3 separate regions of the Homo sapiens genome follow, and all the other regions are linked to region 3. A link is a contact called in ENCODE Hi-C or POLR2A ChIA-PET data. All regions are on one chromosome and are shown on one strand. Each heading gives the region's core, a stretch centred on a gene start or an enhancer-like site at or near the end of the contact. The rest is flanking DNA. Distances are from core to core; before and after follow the strand shown.

Region 1 (3,810 bases), core at 1,253-3,752, 180 kb after region 3:
TTAAAAGCTGAAGTAAAATTATAGTAAACCAGTGTTACAATTACGCAAGTTAAGTAACTTAATTAATAAAGCCAGTAGGTCCAGGAATCATTATATTATCAGTATTAATTAAATATTGTGATGACGGATTGAATTAGTTTTCTATTCCCACCTACAGAATTAAGGCAGCTTACTGATATTCAAAGTAGTATTTATTTAAAAAATGAAAAATTATCATTGTAATTAAATATTTTAATTTAACATAAATATACTAAACATATCAATATGGTTGCCAGTACATCAGTTACATGAAATCTATCCGGAAAAAATATACTGCAAAAAAGAAAAAAAAACTGTGTACAAAAACAATAATCCACATTCTTTTCAAATTCCATTCTATTTCCATCTTCACTTCAGAGTCACTAACTTCTCTTACTTGGATCCTACTGCAGTATGACTTCTACTTATTAATTCCACCAAACCAGCTCTCTCACTAAGATTGCCAAGGCTATCTATTTCCCAATTACTGGGCAGTTTTAATCCGTATCTTGGGAAAATCTACTGATTCATCTTCCCCGCACATTTATCTTCTTAAATACACTTTTATCACAGTATCAGTCCATTGTTGCAGTGCTACAAAGAAATAGCTGAGACTGGGTAAATTATAAGAAAAGAGGTTTAATTGCCTCACAATTCTGCAGGCTATACAGGAAGCATGGCAGCATCTGCTTCTGGGGAGGCTTCAGAGAGGAAGGTAAAGCGAGAGCAAGAGGAAGGGTAGGGGTAGGTGCCACACACTTTTAAACAACTAGATCTCAGGAGGGCTCACTATCACCATGACAGCACCAAAGGGGATGGTGTTAAACCATGAGAAATAGCCATGACCCAGTCACCCCGCACCAGGCCCTACCTCCAACACTGGGGATTGCAATTCCACATGAGATTTGGGCAGGGACACAGATCCAAACCATATTAATCACCAATCTCTCTTGTTGTTAGTCTAATATAAGGGACACCACCTCTGGTTCCTCTGTGTCTCTTCTCTTCCCTCACTTTAAAGGTGGAAGGTCCTCAAAATCCTGCTTAAGTCCTTTTCTCTGTCTACACTCTCTCCACACATGAGCACTTCCATTTCTGGGATTTTGCTTGCCATGTATGAACCCCCAGCAACTGCATTCCTTGTAAGTTGCAAACTCATATATCCAACTGGCAATAGACATTTTCTACTAGATGTTTACCAGTCAACTTTTGAGGATATCTGTTTATTTTTATTTCCTCACCTGTCTCAGTTTACCCGCTGCTGAGAGAAATCATTAGTTGCTCCTTCTTCTCATAGTATTTAGGATAACTGATATTAAGTATGATTACCATCTTTAGTTTTATTCCATACAAAAACCAAATATGCAAGAGAGTAGGAAGTAGATTTATTGTATTCAGCTTTATATCTTGAGTACAACATACAACCTGGTTTAGAGAAAGGTCATTTTTACTTACATCTTACATATAATAATGATAAGCAAATAAAATATACCCTTTATTCTCTAATCAGGTTGCACAGTCAGGCTAGGAATTTCATATTAAAGAATGAACACATACAGGAAGTTCCTATAGTAAAAGTTTAATGAACAACACAAAATAATGGATTGAGTAAATATAAGGAACATGTTTTATTACACTAACCACAGTGTAAAGGTGCACATGACGTTATATGAACAAAAATAATTTAAATCTTATGAATAGTTAAATAAATATTTAAATAGATAAATCAGTTTATCAGCATGGTCATAGTTATAGCAGGGGTGAGAGTCTTTGAAATGACAGAATTCATGAAAGCGTGACCTGGTGTATGAGTCAATAAGAATTGTTTTCATGTTGGACCAGATGTTATTCCTTCCTCCTTAATCTTTCTTGCAAGTTTGTTGATAAAGAGAGGGATCTCATGATTTCTGCTCTGACAACCTCCCAGGCACAAGGGCTGTATTTCTTCTCTGTCAGATAGAGAGTGATTCTTCGGAAGTATTTCTTCACAGCCAAGATGGAGTCCGCATTCATCAGGGGAGTTTCTCCCACCCTCTCCTCCTGCATCACACAGGCTTCCAAGTCATTCAGCTGCTGGTAGAGTTCGGTGCAGAATTTGTCTAGGAGGTCCTCATCCCAAGCAGCAGATGAATCTTTTGTGGTAAAGAGGTTGAAGATCTGCTGGATCAGCTCATGGAGGACAGAGATGGCTGGAGCCTTCTGGAACTGGTTGCCATCAAACTCCTCCTGGGGAAATCCAAAGTCATGTCTGTCCATCAGACAGGAGGAAGGAGAGATTCTGCTCATTTGTGCCAGGAGCATCAAGGTCCTCCTGTTATCCAGGCTGTGGGTCTCAGGGAGATCACAGCCCAGAGAGCAGCTTGACTTGCAGCTGAGCACCACCAGGACCATCAGTAAAGCAAAGGGCGAGGCCATCGTAGATATTGCAGATACTTCTGGGCTTGCTGAGATGGGTGACTCTGAACCTTGGGCTCTAGGTTCTCTGAAGGCCTTGCTTCCTGCAAATGCCTTAAATAGGGAACATACTGATTTCCACTTTCTTAATGCTTCTGGGCCACTTTCCATTTCTGTTTTTGCTTTCCTTCATGCACTCTTTACATGAGTTTAGAGCCGTGTTTCTCAAATGTTTTGTTTTTCATTATTGTCTTCCCCATCTTGTTCCCAGAGACTTTTTAGATATCTTTTTCCTAATTGAACCCACCGTGAAAATTTAATAACACAGATACAATATGTATCTATTTATATACTATATGTATATCTCTATAATCAAAAAGTACAAAGTTTAATCTTTGTATTCAATGCAGGTTTAAAAATAACCAAATGAAAAATTTAAGCTAAAAGTTAAATTTAAAATCTATTCAAATTTTTCTTAACTTTATAACTAAATTTGCTTATGGACTTCAACGTAATTTATTTACTGATATAAATTGTACTGTAGGCCTGGCGAGGTGGCTCACGCCTGTAATCCCAGCACTTTGGGAGTCCGAGGTGGGTGGATCACGAGGTCAGGAGTTCAAGACCAGCCTGGCCAAGACGGTGAAACCCCATCTCAACGAAAAAAACAAAAAAAAAACAAAAAAAAAATTAGCTAGGCATGGTTGTGTGCACCTGTAATCCCAGCTACTCAGGAGGCCGAGGCAGGGAATTCCTTGAACTCATGAGGTGGAGGTTGCAGTGAGCCGAGATTGTGCCACTGCACTCCAGCCTGGGTGTCAGAGTGAGACTCTGTTTCAAAAAACAAACAAACAAATAAATTGTAGTGTATCAAATTACATAAGCAAATTAACAAATTATAAACATTTTCTAATGTTTATAGATAAACATTTTCTAAGTAATGAATACTTAAAAATTATTTGAAAGTGATAAACACTTAAAACTTTAAAATATTTTTATCATTTATTTTTAGTGTTCTTACGTTTTTTTAGATCTGATTACTCCTGAATTTCACCAAACATTTAAACAGAACCAAATCTTTGAAAAAATTAAGGAGGAATACTCCCAAACTCATTTTATGAAGCCAGCATTACCTTGATACCTAAGCCAGAGATGGACATTACAAGAAAAAAAAAAATTACAGCCAATATTCCTGATGAACACAGATGCAAAATCATCCACAAAGTAGTTGCAAATGAAATTCAAAAGCACTATAAAAGGATCATTTATTATGATCAAGCTTGATTTATTCCTGGGATGCAAGAATATTTTAATATGTTGGAATCAATAAATGCCATACTCCTTATTTACACAATAAAAGATTAAAAATCATAACTATTTTTATGCATGCCTAAAATT
Region 2 (4,286 bases), core at 709-3,208, 170 kb before region 3:
TTTCCTTTTATTTTTAGTTGGCACAAAATAATTGTATGTATTGTGGGATACAGTGATATTTTGGTACGTGTATATCATGTTGTTTAGGAAAAACTCTCAAACCATTTTTCCTGTGCTCTCACACCATAACAATCAACACAGGAGACTTCTGTGATCCAAAAATATGTGTTTATTTTCCCCCTCCAGCAAGCAAGCAGTCAATTCTGCAGGAGGACCCAGCTGGGTGTCCTCTAATTTAATTCCAACTATCTACCCAGATAAATCATCAGATCCCACAGGTTAGGAGCTTACTCCCACAAGCCCATCCCCTCCTTCCCCCCGGTTGCAAGTCCAGGCTTCTGGAACTTCGGACTGACTGGCTTCAAATTGGGGTTCCCGTGAACCTCCTCCCCCCACCTTTGGGTTCGATTAATTTGCTGGAGTGGCTCACAGAACTCAGGGAAACACGTTTACTGATTTATTATGAAGGGTATTTGAAAGGATATGAATAAATATCCAGATAAAAAGATACATAAAGTGAAGTCTAGAAGGGTCCTGAGCACAGGAACTTCTGTTCCCATTCAGCTGGGGTGCACCACCTTCCTGGCACGTGGATGAGCTCTTCATTTCATATCATGGAGATATGGCGGTCCTGTTGTACTGGTGATTGTTTCAAGTGGCTGGACTGATGAGTAGGCATGGAGTATTGGTGATCATCTAAGAAGCATCTTATCCAACTGTGAAAATATCTCTGGAGCAGAGGTGTGCAAAGGGAAATATGATGTTGCTGAGGGCTTCCTAGAGCTCCCCAAAAGTCATGTACCAGATACACAATTTTTTCCTAGACCATCTGACAATAATTGCCACAATTAAGTTAAAGCATTAGACACAAATCTTGCTCGTAAAGTAATATATTCCCATCAAGCTCATTTATCTCTTTATTTAAAAGTGTCGGCCGGGCACGGTGGCTTCCGCCTGTAATCCCAGCACTTTGGGAGGCCGAGGCAGGTGGATCACCTGAGGTTGGGAGCTCGAGACCAGCCTGACCAACATGGAGAAACCCCGTCTCTACTAAAAAATACAAAAATTAGCTGGGCATGGTGGCGCATGCCCGTAATCGCAGCTACTTGGGGGGCTGAGGCAGTAGAATCGCTTGAACACGGGAGGCGGAGGTTGCAGTGAGCTGAAATTGGGCCATTGCATTCCAGCCTGGGCAACAAGAGCAAAACTCCATCTCAAAAAAAAAAAAAAAAGTGTTAGTTTATAATGCACTTAAAGAGGAAGCAACAAGTTGTCTGTTCTGTGTGTCATGAGTGGATTATATTATGTTCACTGATCCAGCCCATCCTCTCCCTCCTCCCCTCTCTTCCCTTCACCTTCTACCCTCTTTTCCTCTCTTCCTCAGGTTACTTATAAGGGCAGCCATCACAGATTTGCTACAACTGAACTGACAAACTCAAAGGACACTTCAAAACAGATTTCAATTGAATTTTGTCTTGAGATTCTTCATTTTTCTTTCCTTGTCATGTTGGCCACAATTTGGTATCCAGTTATCTCAAATAGAGTGTAATTCATAGGTTCATGATATAGTTATGTTCATTAGATGAATGAATAAGTGAATGACTAAATGAATGAATGAATGAAGAACACATTATTATGGTTTTAGTTTTAGCAAAAGAGGAAGTTCAGAAATGCTAAGGAACCTGAACACCAGGGGGCATCAAAAGTTTGCTTTCTTTTTTTTTTTTCTCAAACCTGCCTTTTAAAATAGTCTAAAACTTGAGTCATATTGGCTTCATAAGAGAAAGTGCGAGAGAGAAAGGGGGAAGGGAAAGAGAGAAGTTATAACTTAAAGGTTAATTCTAAAGTGGTAAGTGTACTCTACTGCAGTTTACTTAAGTTGCTTCTACAACAGTGCACGTGGTTTTTCTCATAGTTATATACCAATGACCAGCAGATGACACCACTTCTTATGACCAGCAGATGGCACCACTTGACCTTATGGGTCAAGGAGTACAGTTGTAGGACCAGATTTTGGAGGATAAAGAAACATATATAGGGGATGAAATCTTTCACAAACTTTCTGTAGAAAAACTACTAAAGTAAAGTAAATATTAAGTAGAGAATTAATCCCTGTAGGTCTCAAATACCTTAATTTTTAAAAGGTAGAATTTTAACCAGAGGTATATTGTTCATTTTGAAACAGATAACTAAAATGTTTTTACATGTCAAGTTTAAGCCTCAGAAAAGGTGAGCTGTAATTGATAGAAATAATTTGGATTTCACTGTGTACTTTTAGAATATTCCTTTATCAGATTTTTCAATGACCAATTAATTCACAGATATTAGCCAAAAGAAAGACAGTTGCACACAGACACAATACTGTTAGATTACTGATTAATAGCACTAAATGATTTCCTCCATTGTCCTTGGCTATATAATTTAAGTGTCAACAGAGTACTTCAGGTTCCCTTATGCACTATCAGTTATTTACCTTTTCTAAACATTTAACTACTTTAGTTGGATACTTATAATCAGATAAAAACCGGAACAATGTCTGTAGTTAGAGTACTTGTAGTGCAAAGGAAAATGCAGACCCACTGGTTTTTGAGAGTGACAGCACTTGACCCGAAGCTTTAAACGTGCTTGTGAAACTTCCATCTGGGTGAAGGAGTAGAGGCCAGACTAGCACTTAGTTTCTTTTTAGATCTTCCATACCTTAGTCACGCAGATAAGTAGTAACTGCTTGAATGGGAATAAAAAGCATTCCGTCGGATTTCTGTGTATAATGAAAAGTCCCTGTCTTTGGCTCTTTGATTTCCCACATGAAGCTCAGCTTGGATATTACTACGATAAGAAAGAGCTCTAGAGAAAACAAAAGGGCATATTTGCTTAAATTGCTGTTTGCATCAAAAGAAACTGCTTAATGGGGTTATCGGTAGGTCAGACTGCACCCTGTTTTCACCAAGGCTGAATCAAGACCAGATGAATTCAGGAGGGCTGGGTGGGATTAGAGTCCTTAAGTGGCAGTATTTTAATAAAATTCTTCTTGGCAAAACTATCTCTGAGCTTTCTATTTTATTAGCAACTGAAAGATACATAAGAAAGAGATTGGAAATACTGAAGTGATCAACTACTAGGAAATGAACCTTAGGTTTAATTTTATTTCCACACAAAAAAACAAAACAAAACAAAACCACTGTGCCATATGGGAGAAAACATGATAGAGAAGCAAGGTCTAGACCCATACTCTCTGACTCTACACTATTTGGTGTTGAAGCTTATGACACTCAGCTTCAGTTTCTTCATCTGTAAAATTAGGGTGATTATCCAGGGTTTGTGTGAGAGTTCAAGTTAATACTTGTAAAGCACTTGGAACATGGTAAGTACTGAATGTGTTAATTATGATGATGATGATGATGGTATACTAGCTACTGCATGAGGTGCTGAGAATAGAGATTGAAAAGATACTGTCTCTGCCTTTGGGGAACTTAGAGTCTTTTAGGAGGAGTAAAGAAAATAAATAAGAGCCAAATGTTATAGATATAATAAGGACGTTATATACAGTTTTGGGATAGGGGGTGACAAGGTAGGGTATGGTGAGTTTGGCCTGGGTAGGGGTGAGGGATGCCTTGAAGAAAGGCCCTTGAGCTGAACTGTGCAATATGTATTTGCAGGCAAGAAAAGGGAACAAGGAAGGGCTTTTGGACATGTAGTGAAGGCAGGGCTGGGCAACATGTGTTGAAGGGCACCAAAGTAGGAACCAGTGTGGTACATTCAAAGAGCTGCCGTTCTTGGAATGTGGTTAGAGCACAGGGTGTGAGTATAAGGGGGCAGAGTGAGAGATGAAGCCTTTCGGGCGGACATAGGTCAGAGTCTAGCATTGGAAACAGGAATCCAAGGGTTAATTTGGAAATTAGATGAGGTTTGTTTCGCTCATTCATTCATTATTTATTTATTTATTTATTTATTTATTAGAGGCAAGGTCTCACTGTATTACCCAGGGGGACCTCAAACTCCTGGGCTCTGGGAACCTTCCTACGTCAACCTCCCAGGTAGCTGGAATTACAGACATGTGCCACCGTGCATGGCTAGTATTTTTAAAAAATAAGCTGTCAACATTTACAACTTAGAAACCTCTACATGAAAAAATAGGGATTTCCAAGCTTTCTAGAAAATTTGGAGTGTCTTCCAATATCATTCTCTAATTCCAACACAGTATCAGTGGATGACATGCGCACTGCCCAGTTTGTCCCTGGCCTCTTCGTCTCACATTCAGTCCCAGCCTTGCCTCTAGTCCCACGAGC
Region 3 (3,967 bases), core at 715-3,214:
GCTTTTCTTCAATCATTCCCAGTCTGCACTTGAAAGACTCGTGTGAATAAAGTTAGAATTTAAAGAAAATTAGTCTCGATCTCCTGACCTCGTGATCCGCCCGCCTCGGCCTCCCAAAGTGCTAGGATTACAGCAGTGAGCCACCTGTAATCCTAAAGCACTTTTGTATAAGTTTTAAAAAATTTGTTACAGCAATTTAATAATTTAAATAGAATCACCTTCAGGAACATAGATACACAAACAAAAACTCAAGCAATTTAATTGAATGGTATATTTAAATGCACCAAATTCTTTAAAATCCTCCAGAATTGACTCAAGTTCATGGATATGAAAAGGTAATTTTGAAGTACTACAGACAAGCGTAAAATAGGCAAAGTCGTTACTTTGCCTTGACCAATAAGACGACAGCCTGTGGATACATTAGACATTTACAAGAGCACTTCTAAGAAATATTAGAGTGAAAAGTCATTAAAAAGGAACATAAATTATTTCATAAGGATACTTTTATAGCTAACAATTTATTTGGTTCTCCAAGGCTTACTTATTTTTATTTTAGAATACCAAACACAAGTTGAGTGTTCAGAATAAGAAATTAGTTAATGGGTACAATGTATGTTATTCAGGTGCTGAATACCCTAAAAAGCCTGGCTTGACCAACATGCAATCTATGCATGTAACAAAATTGCAAAAAAAAAAAAAAAGAACAAAAGTAAATAAATAAAATTCTTTAGCTAATACAGTCAAAAGAAGAAATACCTGTGTAGAAAATAATTCTTTTTTTAATCATCCTTCGAAACTTCAGGTCCCACTTCCCTGTCATTAATCTTTTGAGATTTAAAATTATTCCGCCCCCATCATTCTCATCCTGTGTGTATGTGTGTGTACCTGTGTGTGTTTTCTTAGCATAAATGGAATTTTGTAAGCAAGTGGTTCTTTAAAGATGTAATAAAGAAACTTCTCTGGTTCTGTTTTAATTCCTTCTCCATGACTTAGCTTCGACAGATAAAATTTTATTCAGGGGCTACAAGAGCTTCTTGAATTCCAAGTAGTACTCCTAATCTCTAACAAACGAATCTAAGTGTCATTAAAAAGATAAATAAAACAGGCCGGGAGTGGTGGCTCACTCCTGTAATCCTAGCACTTTGGGAGGCCGAGGCGGGCGGATCACAAGGTCAGGAGATCGAGACCATCCTGGCTAACACAGTGAAACTCCGTCTCTACTGAAAATACAAAAAAATTAGCCGGGCGTGGTGGCAGGCGCCTGTAGTCCCAGCTACTGGGGAGGCTGAAGCAGGAGAATGGCTGAACCCGGGAGGCGGAGCTTGCTTGCAGTGAGCTGAGATCGCGCCACTGCACTCCAGCCTGGGTGACAAAGCGAGACTCTGTCTCAAAAAAAATAAAAATAAAAATAAAATAAATAAAACAATCATATCAACAAAACCCAACAAAGATATGAGATCACTTTATTTAAAAATCTCTTATTTACTGTGCAGAACCCTCTTGATATAAAATGATAGAACTGAATATAACATAGAGCCCAGGTCTCGACGCCCATTCATTCACTCATGCATGCATGTATTCATTCATTCAATGTGCCAGGCACTCTTCTAAGTCCTGGGGATTCATCTGTAAACAAAACAGGAAAAAATTCCTGGCCTGATGATGGTTACATTCTGACTCTGTGTATGTAAAGGGGAAGTGGGAAGGCAGATCGTAAACAAAATTTAAAAGTAGGCTATTAGGAAATCAGAGTATAATAATTGCTATAGACAAAAATAAAGCAGGCTTTGAAAGAGGGAGTTGTGGGTAAGAATAAGATTTGAAATTTTACATAGACTGGTTAGAGAAGCCCTCAAGGAGAAAGTGACATTTCTGTAAAAACTTGTAAGAGGTGAGAGAGTGAACTGCTATGACGTCTGGGAGCAGAGCATTCCAGACGTGGGTATTCAGATTTGCAAGAGCCAGGGCCTGGGGTGGAAGCCTGTACTTGGTCACTTCTCAGAACCTGAGTTGTAAAATGAGCATATTAATTCACCCCACTACCTCCACCCCCGAGTGATTCCAAAGGTTATATGAGGTAATGGAGTTAGTCATGGATATGAAATCTGACACATAGAATTTCCAATTTTAAATTTACCAGTCATTTGTTTAACATCTAATATATACCAAATACTGAGTATATAACTATAAACAAGAACTGCTTTATGATATGAGGGAAATTGTAATCTTATTTTAGAGACACTGGTGAGGGGATAATTTTAATATGTGGTATTTTCTATAATAAATTTAGGGTATTATGGGAAGTATGTAGAGTAGAAAATATAATCCACATTTTTTGGATGAGAAAACTGAAATATAGAGATACTAACTGATGCAGCAAAAGATGGTGTGTGTGTTTTGAACTCTGTTTTTCTGACCTATGCTTGCATCAAATCCCTCTAGTATAATCATCTCCTAGGCTAGCGGGTGCGAACAAGTGACGCCTAGGATGAAACTCATTATTCCTCATTGCTCCTGCTACCATTTTACCCATTGCAGCATCACTCTGAGGCTAATCAACAAAGAAACAGCCAACTACCTGGCACATGGGCCTTTAGTCTGGGAACTTAAGATAAGCTTTCCTTCCCAGAGCCTGCAGAGCCAACGAGTGTAACTAAAAGTTGTCACTGGGGTTTGAGTGGGAGGGGGATTGATAGAGCAATCAGGATGTGGGAAATGAAAATAATCACAGCTTTCACTTGTTTTTTCACATCTGTTTTCTCTTTTGATCCTTGCAACAGTCTCACTAATTAAGCAGGAGTTGTTAGTTCTATAAAAAGCAAAACAAAACAAAACAAAAACCTGTTTAAAGACTATAAGCACTTTGCTCAAGGTCTTATGGTTAGGAAGTGGGAGAAACAGAACTGAAACCCAGATTTCCATCTCCCAACTCCATTGTTCTTTCACTGATTCCATTTGCATTGGAATAGGGGGAGCTAAGGAATAGAATATTGAGGACTCTGGGTCTAGATTCCTTCAAAGGTAAAATGGAAGGGGAGGAGCCATGGGCTAGGTGATATCGTGGATGCCTTTGCATAGGCTGTAACTTCTGCTAGAATGCCCTCCCCCTCCTCTTCCTCTATACAGGGATGCTAATATGCTTCTTATAGAAAATAAACTGTACATTTTGGAGCAGTTTCAGATTAACAGAATTATTGAAAGATAGCTCAGAGAGTTCCCATATACTCACATCCAATTTCCCCTATTGTTAAGATCTTACATTAGTATGGTAATGTGAGATAATTTGTCACAATTCATGAACCAATGTTGATAATTTTTATTAACTAAAGTCCACATTTTATCAAGTTGTTCTCATTTTTTTCCTGGTATTCTTGTTCTGTTCCAGATTCCCATCCAGGATACCACATTACATTTAATAGTCATCTTTCCATAGGCTCCTGTTTCCCTGACTTTCTTAATTTTCAATGACCTTGGCAGTTTTGAGGATTATGGTCAGGCATTTTGTAGAACTTCTTTCACTGAGATTTGGCTGATGGTTTTCTTGTGATTAGGTGGGGATTATGTGCTTTTGGAAAAAAGACCACAGAGGTAGAGCACTATTCTAGTCACATAAAGGGTATATGCTGTCGATATGGCTTATCAATTTTGATGTTAACACTGATGACAAACAAACAAACCAACAAAAACAATAACCTTTACGTATATTCCCAAGTCTGTCTGTCTGTTTCACTTCCTGTTTTTCCTCTCTCTTCTCTGATGTCATTGGAAAAATTAAGCCAGGTGTGGTGGCCAGCACCTGTAGTTACATATATTCTAGAGGCTGAGATGGGAGGATCACTTGAGCCCAGGAGTTCGAGGCTGCAGTGAGCTATAATTGTGCCACTACACTCCAAGATGACACTTTGTCCAGGATGACAAAGCAAAACCCTGTGTCTACAAAGAAAAAAATGTATATGAAAGAATCCTA

The links. A loop is a pair of places that touch in the nucleus more often than their neighbours do. ChIA-PET counts read pairs that join two places held with the same protein, here RNA polymerase II (POLR2A). Pooled maps may share reads with other maps.
Region 1: a map of transverse colon shows a loop between it and region 3 (8-fold over the local background). The contact joins the promoter of IFNA1 here to the enhancer-like site in region 3. A Hi-C loop is called at or near these places in 1 of 168 maps with a recorded cell type or tissue (transverse colon). POLR2A ChIA-PET finds 5 or more read pairs at or near these places in 1 of 52 experiments (WTC11).
Region 2: a loop to region 3 is called in a map of naive thymus-derived CD4-positive, alpha-beta T cell, with 2.8 times the contacts of the local background. The contact joins two enhancer-like sites. A Hi-C loop is called at or near these places in 1 of 168 maps with a recorded cell type or tissue (naive thymus-derived CD4-positive, alpha-beta T cell) and 5 of 50 pooled maps. POLR2A ChIA-PET finds 5 or more read pairs at or near these places in 2 of 52 experiments (Panc1 and naive thymus-derived CD4-positive, alpha-beta T cell).

Annotation. Positions count from the first base shown.
Region 1 is chr9:21,439,131-21,442,940 of GRCh38, reverse strand. It overlaps IFNA1 (interferon alpha 1), which reads right to left and starts at 2,502. Exons shown (of 1, transcript NM_024013.3): 1 at 1,625-2,502. The coding sequence starts at 2,433. The coding sequence ends at 1,864.
Region 2 is chr9:21,787,288-21,791,573 of GRCh38, reverse strand. No RefSeq gene overlaps it. Among named protein-coding and RNA genes, the nearest start is that of MTAP, 13 kb to the left of the region's middle. Within about 2 kb of position 1,958, at least 5 of the 41 ENCODE cell types and tissues checked have a DNase peak (open chromatin) inside an H3K27ac peak, as active enhancers do; they include Panc1, where a contact is called at or near this core.
Region 3 is chr9:21,614,293-21,618,259 of GRCh38, reverse strand. No RefSeq gene overlaps it. Among named protein-coding and RNA genes, the nearest start is that of MIR31HG, 56 kb to the right of the region's middle. Within about 2 kb of position 1,964, at least 4 of the 41 ENCODE cell types and tissues checked have a DNase peak (open chromatin) inside an H3K27ac peak, as active enhancers do; they include Panc1, where a contact is called at or near this core.